Regions from separate parts of the Homo sapiens genome. Here region 2 is linked to region 1. The links are chromatin contacts, found by Hi-C in ENCODE. All regions are on one chromosome and are shown on one strand. The core of a region is the stretch at or near the end of the contact, and the rest is flanking DNA. Distances in the headings are between cores, read along the strand shown. Region 1 has its middle 280 kb from the start of FAR2. Region 2 has its middle 83 kb from the start of FAR2.

Region 1 (4,475 bases), core at 1,407-3,906:
ACTTGAAAGTTTTATTAATAAAACTGAGCCTGCCAGATACCACCACGTAACTGGAAGTTTTCAAGTGCTCTCCTGGGGGCGTCTCAGCATGGTCAGTGTAAACATTCACTTACATTGAGATTATTGTAAACCACCCTGTGCTGTGAAACTCATCATAATGCAAACTAATTACCATGAGACAGGCACAGTAAGTTTAGTACATCTCATCTCTCCCGTTCTCCTCCTTACGTCCATGCTCCCTTTTTGAAGTATGTAAGAAGGTCTCTATTTTACTTTTTCATCAGTTCTTAGTTCATTACAATGAAACAAACATTACGATGAGCATTTACTATATACTATATACTGGGGATTTCTTGTAATCAAGAAGCTTACTCGGTCCAACAGGTTGGCATATTTTTCATTCTTTTAATGGTCACACTTATTCATTCCTAAATTTGACACTGACTTATAATGATAAATAAATTGACTACCATAGATACTAAAAGAATCATCTGAAATTCAGATTATCCCAATTTCTCCCAATTTCATCCTTTATTTTGACTGGTGGTGTCTAAGTGCATGCAAGACAAGCTCTTTCTCTGTGAATTTCAAAGGGAGTGCACTAGGAAAAAACTTCATGTTTTTTTCTTCTGTAAATCGTCAATTTGGAGGGTTTTTTTGGTACAAATGGAGTCAGAGTGCTTTATTCCCTTGTATCTCTCACATTATGTGGGTTTGTTAACTGCATGAGTCATATGGCTACAACTTTTGAAAATTTCAGACTTAACAATAAACAGTAAGAGAACAGATCTCCTTTATCTCTGGAGCTGGGTATTCCGTCATTTATAGACAGTTGCCCAGAGCTATGAAATGCTGAGTGTGTGAGTGACCAACTAGGGGAGGTGTTTGGAGCAGACATTCACTCCGTCTGTGTCTGTATAATACTTGCCTGAGACCTGTTTATCTTCCATCTCTAACCTCAGCAAATCTGTGTCCGTGACTAGGGAAATGTGGGAGAACTCAAGGGGGCATAAAAATAAAAAGATGATTTCGTTTTATAAGAACATGAAAGAAACTGACATGCTCTGTTGAAGTGCCCAGTAGTTCAGAATGTGACCTTATGTGGAAACAGGGTCTTTGAATGTGACCTTATGTGGAAAAGGGGAAATTGAATGTGGTAATCATTTCTACATTCATTTCCTGGGGCTGCCATTAAAAAGGTACTACATACCAGGTGGCTGAAACAACAGAAATGTATTGTCTCACAGTTCTGGAGGCTAAAAATCCAAACTCAAGATATCAGCAGGACTGGTTGTTTCTGAGGGCACTGAGGGAGAATCTGTTCCACACCTGTCTCCTGGCTTTTGGTAGCATCAGGCATTCGTTGGCTTGTAGATGGCATTCTCTCTGCATTTTCACATTATCTTCCCTCTATATATATCTGTCTCCATGTCCAAATTTCTCCTTTTTATAAAGACACCAGTCATATTGGATTAGGCCCACCCTAATGCTCTCATTTTAACTTGATTACCCATATAAAGACCCTGTTTCCACATAAGGTCACATTCTGAACTACTGGGCACTTCAACGTATCTTTGGGAAAGATAATTCAACCCACAGCAATCACCAAGAAAGTGAAGTGACATGCAGACTTAGAAGCAAACCTAATAAATCTGCATTCTTTAAATAAAAGCCTTGTGGCTCTTCCTCCTCACACAGCTTCAGTCCTTAGACTGACTTGTGCCCGACTTAAATAAGGACTGTGTGTGAACAGAATTTTCTACCTCCTGAGGCTCTGAATATATTTCAAGATAGAACCATGAATTTGTGTATTCATTCCAGGCCAGGTCTGGGGCAATAATTCTAAATCACAGTGCCAAATCTGTTATTAGTTAACTTGTTTTCCAAGCTACTTTTTTATGAGTCTTCATTTTTTGATCTGTCAAATGGGCATGAGTATGTATGTCTTAACTATCCCACTAGAATATATAAACTCTGCAAGTATAGGGATGTTAGTGTATTTTGCTCACTAAAATATTCCAAAGCAGCCAGAACAATGTTGGCACATAGTAGGCAATTAATATGTATTAAATTCATAAATGAATAAATAGGCTTGCTACATGCATTAAGTTTATATTATGCATGAAAAGATCTAAAAGTTAAAATGTTCTGGCCAGGCGCAGTGGCTCATGCCTGTAATCCCAGCACTTTGGGAAGCTGAGGCCGATGGATCATCTGAGGTCAGGAGTTTGAGACCAGCCTGGCCAACATGGTGAAACCCCATCTCTACTAAAAATACAAAAATTAGTAAGGTGTGGTGGCACGCACCTGTAATCCTAGCTACTCAGGAGGCTGAGGCAGAAGAATAGCTTGAACCTGGGTAGCGGAGGTTGCAGTGAGCTGAGATTGCGCCATTGCACTCCAGCCTGGGTGACAGAGCAAGACTCTGTCAAAAAAAAAAAAAAAAAAATTAAATGTTCTGTAATGGAGAGAGTTTGCAGTAGAGAGGAAGAGGTGTGCTGAGGAAGTTAGAAGATGAAGTGTCTGGCCTCAGCACTGCTGACTCACTGTATGGTCTATCCTTAACTGTAAAGTAAGGGAGATAATTTCTAAAGTCTCTTTCACTCTAAAATTCTGAACTTATATTTTTATGACAGGAAATGCAGTGATAATGTGTGTTTCTAAGTCCCATGTAATAGAGGCAAACCCTCTGGTACATACTATACCTACTTTTTGTTCTCAGGCTTTCTTAGGGTCTATGACTAATTTGAACTCCTTCCTTTGTACACAGACTGAACTTGAGCCACACCCTTGAAACCAGTTGAAATGGAACCCATTCTCAAGTGTTTGGGCTGGAACCATGGAAAGAGAGCAGATGCAATGGTCAGACTTTCTCTCATGTGTATTCTTCTCCAGACTTGGTACAAAATTGAAAAGGAAGTTTCATGTGCAGAAAACTACCAGGAATGAAAAGTAGTGGGTTTGGATGACTTTCCCAGAGTGGTGGGAATTTGGAATTCTTATAATGCAAATCAATACTAAGTCCGTTTAGAATCAGACAAACAAAGTGATGATTATTTTACGTTTTTGGGCCCAGAGCAAATCTGCTTCCAGCTAGTCTAGTACCTATTAACATTTATAAAGTTCTTTCTAGTAAAGGACAAGTCTTTGGGGAATAGCTCATGCCTAGCTATTTCGTGCCTTTTCACACTTGGCATAAAACAGATCTACAAATCCAGGTTTTGATGTGGAAATTCTTCCTTGTTATAAGAATTCTGATTCTTGAAATCCTCCCTTTCCCACCCCACTCTCATCTCCTAAAACTACCTGGTGGTGAAAGAAGTCAGTGGGGAATCATTTCTTAAGCATTATGATTGGCCTGCAAGAAAAATCTACTCTGCTGGTTTTATGACCCAGATGGAGGCTCAGACCCTCTCTACCAGGGATGGCAATTCTCATTGACTCCAGACATGCATGCGCTGTCTATCCAGGGCATGTTGTGGGTATCTTCAGTACCTCTCTTCTCCGGGTTTCTAATAACTTTAACTGTTCAATTTCCGCTCCCTTTGCTATCCTATAAAAAATGCAACCCCTTAAAGTGAGGAAGCTGCCTCAGCCAGGAATCACTCAGCTCACACGTACCAATATGTTGCCTACGGAGTTCAATGAGAAGTATGTTTCTTACTCCTTGGATGAATAGCTAGACCTAAAAATCCTATTGGCCCCAAAATATCATGGTATCTTTTGGAATATAAACTCTTTAAGCAATCCTGATATGATTTCTTGATAGTGACCACTTCCTTGTCCAGAGGAGTGTGTATATGGCAGCAATTGTACTAGGTTCTGGGATATAAAGGTAAATGCCACATGAATTTGCCCTCAGAAACTTCACATTCCAGATGGAGAAACAGATAGGTAAACAACCACCTGCAACACAGTGTGAGCTATAGAGATGATAGATAGATATTAGATAGATAATAGAGATAGATATAGATAGGTAGATGATAGAAAGAAAGAATGGACAGGCACATTGTTTAGGGGAAGATTTGTTTCATGTAGGGGTTCCTGGGTGGTTGGTTCACAAAGGGTCATATCTGATCTGGGCTTTGAAGAGTAGGAAGGAAATAATATTCCTGGCAGAAAGAGAACAATGTGAGCAAAAGCAACTTGGGTGCGGTAAAGTAATGGTGAGTAATGTGGTAAAGTATGGTATCTTCTGCATGGCTGGAAGATACCGTATTTTAGGTGGAGTGGTTGGAAATAAACTGGAAAACTTGGACCAGTTCTCCAAGCTCCCACCTGGGCTGACTCTCTAATAGAAGGTCAACTTTTGGCAGCTCAGCAGCTACCCCTACTGGCAAGGCAGAGTTGGTATCATGAATTTTGAATAGGGTCTTGCCTGTCTTGGGAGCAGCATTTCTTCAAAACATGTACTATGCGTTAGCACTTCCAGCTCTAACCTTCATCCTCACCCCGCCATTAAGCTATTCTATGAA
Region 2 (4,475 bases), core at 1,167-3,666, 190 kb after region 1:
AGCTCTGAAGATGAATTTATGAGATATGCTAACATGAATTATGATAGTGTGTCAATGTTTAGATCACCTTGAATAAAAGAGCTGTGTCTATTACTAGCTGACAGATTTGGAAATTATTCAGAAGTGTTTCTAATTACAATATAATTGTTTTCTTCTATAATTTAATGGATCTGAGAAAAACTGAAGTGGATCACAGTTTTATAGAATTCAGAGCAAGTAGTACCTTGCACTTATCATATTTGGTGTATTGTATAAATGTTCATTTATGTATATAAGTGCTTTTGTTTACGCTCTTTAGCTTTATCCAAAACAATTTCTATTAATTGCTAGCTGAAAAAGCTAACAAACATACAATTTTTATTATTCAGTGTGAAGAATATTTAGTTTTTATAAGCAGCTTATTTATCTTACTGTTCTCCCCATGACAAGAGAACTAGTCAGCAGAGAGTACCATAATCTTAAAAATAGTATCAAACCTTCCCAGTTCATATTATTCTTGCTAATCCACCCTTTACCTGATCAAGCAAACAACATTTTAAGATGAAGATATTTTAAAACAAAATATTTTTATCCAGGTTATATTTATGTTGCTGCTTGACCAAGACTGCTTACGCACTACAAGTGGTGAGTTTTCTACTGTCAGTTATTATGAGTGTGTAAGCACAAGGAATAATGTAGCCTGCACATTTTTCCACATTTATTCTTCCAGAACCTATTTTTAGGCTATTCTACAGGTAATTATCACTGTATAAACAAACTGCTTACACATCCATATAGACTGATTTACAGCAGCTACTCATTTTACCTGCCTATGTATCATGCTGTCAATATGTTCAAGATAATGTGCAGAAAGCATAAGACTGAGGAGCCAGAAAAGGCCTGAGAGGTTACATGGTCTAATGTGCTTTTTGTATAGATCAGGAAATGGATGATAAAATCACATCATCTGAGGATATGCTCACTTTTCAAATATCTTAACATACAATTAAAAGATCATGAAATAAAAAAGAACAGGTAGATCTGGGATGCTGAGAAAACCAGCACTTTGATTTAGTTTTTGCATACTACATGGGCCTTTGCACATACTGGCCCCTCTAAAATGCCCGCCCCCTCCAAGACTGATAATCGTATTTCAAAATTATATTCAAGTTAAATGTCTCTTCCATGGTTTTCTGGACTCCACTCTCAACCTTGTTAGTCATTATTACTTCCACACTTGGTGTTTGCATTATATTATGTAACGCATCAGATATATCTTGTATCCTACCTCTTTTCCGCACAGCTCCACCCTTAACTCCAGCCACTGCTACTGTGGCTATTTCCACAAGTCACAGACTAGCTTTATGCAACTGCAAATTTGCCAGCACCTCAGCTCATTCCTTTGCTGTGTATCTTTTGCTTCCTGTCCTGTGTGTCTTTGACACACAGCATGGGTCACCTATGGGAATCTACTCAGTACTTTTTCACATCTAACCTATGGAAATTAACACATATGAGAAAATGCTTTGACAGACTGGCAAAAGAGTCAAATAATACATTCTTAGCTTTTCATACCCTGAAAAGCCAGTTCTAAGATGCAATTCTAAAGGCTCCTCAGATGGACCTGCAGAACTGAGTACCAGTCACCCATAGCATAGCCAACTTGACAATGCACCCCCTACCCTGTAATGGCTTCATCTCTTCCCTGTTTTTCTTCCCTTGTTTCTCATTACTGCTTCCTTTGATCACTTCCCAATTTAAGCCACCTGCATGTAAGCCATTTCTCAATAGGAAATTGCAGCAACTCAATAGAGACAGGACTATGATAACAGATTTTTCAGAAATGAAATCTGTTGCCTACCTGATAAAGACCTCTGCCTAAGTGGAATATATAAGCAGAGTATAAGGGAAATGTTGAATGGATGATGGAAGAAAAAAATATGATGATAAGCCTTGGTCTAATAACAGGATACAGTTCTAGAAACTGTAGTCATTATGCATATTTTGTGTTGATTGATTATTTTTCTCCCCTCTCCCTGATACTTTGTGTGAGAGGTTTGTGTGATGGGGGAGAATGCTACAATTTAAGTTCCAGTTGAAGTTAATGTGTGACTGACATCATTCCATCACTATCTGGTAGGGATTTTGTGTCTCCTTGGTGTTAGGAATGACAACATCTTCATCTTCTAAATAATGGGCAAGAATAGATGCTTTGTGGACAAAGCAATGGAATGTGCCAGTCTCTATCTATTTCCTCACTTAGATCCATTCTCCACTCTTTTCTTCCCCTCTCTGTATTAAGTAGGCTGCTCTTAATGAATTGCACTTTGAGAACTCCCTAATGGCTGACTTCCAGTTGGATTTGACAAGCAGATGGGCCAGCAGGGGATTGGAAGGCAGAAGAAGAAAAATGTTGGGACATTTCTTTCCTGACCTCTCTCTGCTTGGCACTATTATCTCTGGTGGCAGCTGTGTCCCTTCCAATCACAACTCCCACTGGGATCTGGTCACTCTATGTCCTCCTCTGTTCCCAAAGAAACAATTGCTTCTCATTGTTACTAGTCTAAGTGACAAATTGTGCCTTGTTTGTCCTCTTAAGCCTGCTTCCCCTTATACTATTGAAGTCTCTTCATTTGAGTTCTATGAATGAACTCTGGTTTTTGCCAAGACCCTGGCTGATTTACACACACACTTGTTTTCACACATGCGCATGTGCACACACACAGACACACACAGATGCCAAGACACAGAACACTCTCATTTCAATGAAGATGACTCATCTATGACTCATTCTATGAAGAATAATAGTAGTTAAATATGTCATAAGAACAAAAGAGGAAAAGACAATGAGGAACTAGGACAATTTACAATTTATTTTAATAAAAGCTGCTAGCCATTTTAAATCATGTTTAAATCAAATCTCCTATTCCATTAAAAAGTTTTATAGCGATAGCAAACATTTTATTATTTTGAGAGTCACATCTTTCTCTTTTCTAGGCCTCCTTTACAGAGAGAATAAAAATTATATAGTGGCTATAAAATAATAGAAGGTAGAAAATGTGAGATGTAAGTCCAATAAGCTACTGGATAATTCCAATTAGACTTTAAAACTATCCTTTTCCAATACTATTCTTCTCCTTCACCTTCTTTTCTCTAGGTAAATCCTTGCACGACACTTGTTTCTTTCACCATCTTTCCTGCCTGTCCATGTTCCTAGTGTACCCTTTCATTTATCTCTTTATATTGGGGTCCCATACTCCTAAATTACATAATTTATATACATTGCAGGACACATGGGCACAGTAGCTGGTATGACAAAATTGAAATGCCAGTTTATACTTAATTTTAAAATGCTTATTTCATGATATATTATGAAGGGAGCTAAGCATGCCTTAATATGACTTTGTTTATCCCTAAGACTAAATCACAAACGATTATGGTGTTTAACAAAGTTTGGTGATGGCACAGGTTCACAAGCCCACTCTTCATTTCATATTTATCCCCCACATCAATATATCCCTCTGGAAATCACAAGAAGAAACAGTCTTCTGAGGAAAGTCTGTTCATCATCATTCACATTAACTTCATCTGCAAAGAGGGTAGTAAAAGACATCTCCTTTTCTTGTTCTAATTCTAATACTCAATCAGCATCCATTTCATGTTTGAATGTCTACTTGTTTTTGAAAACTTGACTTCAATGTTTTGGGGTCCATGGTGGATATCTGCCATTTCTTTTATGGACACATGACATGGGCACCATTAAACTGGTAACTCTCATCCCTGACTCTGAACTGGGAGGTAGTAAGTAACTGAAAAGGATTCTCTCTGAAGCAGGAAGACAAAGTTCTTGGGCCAACAGTGCAGAGGTCTGGGTGGCAGCATCCAACAGTCAGTGCCAGCGGGATTGGCACTGCAAGCTAAAGTGTCCAGTGCTCAGAGGAAGTTACTGCAGCTTCCTCACTGAACCAGTCTGTGACAAGACTGTGAGTATTTTTCCAGGTCACACAGCCACCAAGCACATGGTTCTCTATTTCTCCTAGAAATTTATAAATTTACCCAGCATCCTCTTTTTAATTTCCTTTTTTTTCTTTTGGAACTCAAATCCAAACAGAAATTGATTTAATTGTACTCCTATGCTGTCTTGCTAGAAGACTATTTTCCTGCTTTATCTCATTATTTCTTCCATTGTTTCACCTTTTGATTCTTTCATTCTACCACCAGCAAGGATACCTACTGTAATGTGTTGGTATATGTACAGGGATATGTGGGTGTGTGTGTGTGTGTGTGTGTGTATTTCTTTGAAAACCTATGTCATCGTTTTGGGTATCATGTGATTTTTAAATTTACATAAGTGGTGCTAAGCTGCATATCATTCTATTTTTTTTCACTGAACACTCTGATAATAAGATCTATCTGTGTTTTTGTAGGTACTGTAATTCATTGCCTCTGCCACACAGTAATACATAATAATCGTTATCGTATTTAGTTTATCTCTT

The links. Hi-C counts contacts between places; a loop is a spot of excess contacts on that map. Pooled maps may share reads with other maps.
Region 2: a loop to region 1 is called in a map of dorsolateral prefrontal cortex, with 5 times the contacts of the local background. The contact joins two enhancer-like sites. A Hi-C loop is called at or near these places in 3 of 168 maps with a recorded cell type or tissue (PC-3, dorsolateral prefrontal cortex and posterior cingulate gyrus) and 3 of 50 pooled maps.

The regions. Positions count from the first base shown.
Region 1 is chr12:28,868,540-28,873,014 of GRCh38, forward strand. No RefSeq gene overlaps it. Among named protein-coding and RNA genes, the nearest start is that of FAR2, 280 kb to the right of the region's middle. Within about 2 kb of position 2,657, at least 2 of the 41 ENCODE cell types and tissues checked have a DNase peak (open chromatin) inside an H3K27ac peak, as active enhancers do.
Region 2 is chr12:29,063,700-29,068,174 of GRCh38, forward strand. No RefSeq gene overlaps it. Among named protein-coding and RNA genes, the nearest start is that of FAR2, 83 kb to the right of the region's middle. Within about 2 kb of position 2,417, at least 2 of the 41 ENCODE cell types and tissues checked have a DNase peak (open chromatin) inside an H3K27ac peak, as active enhancers do.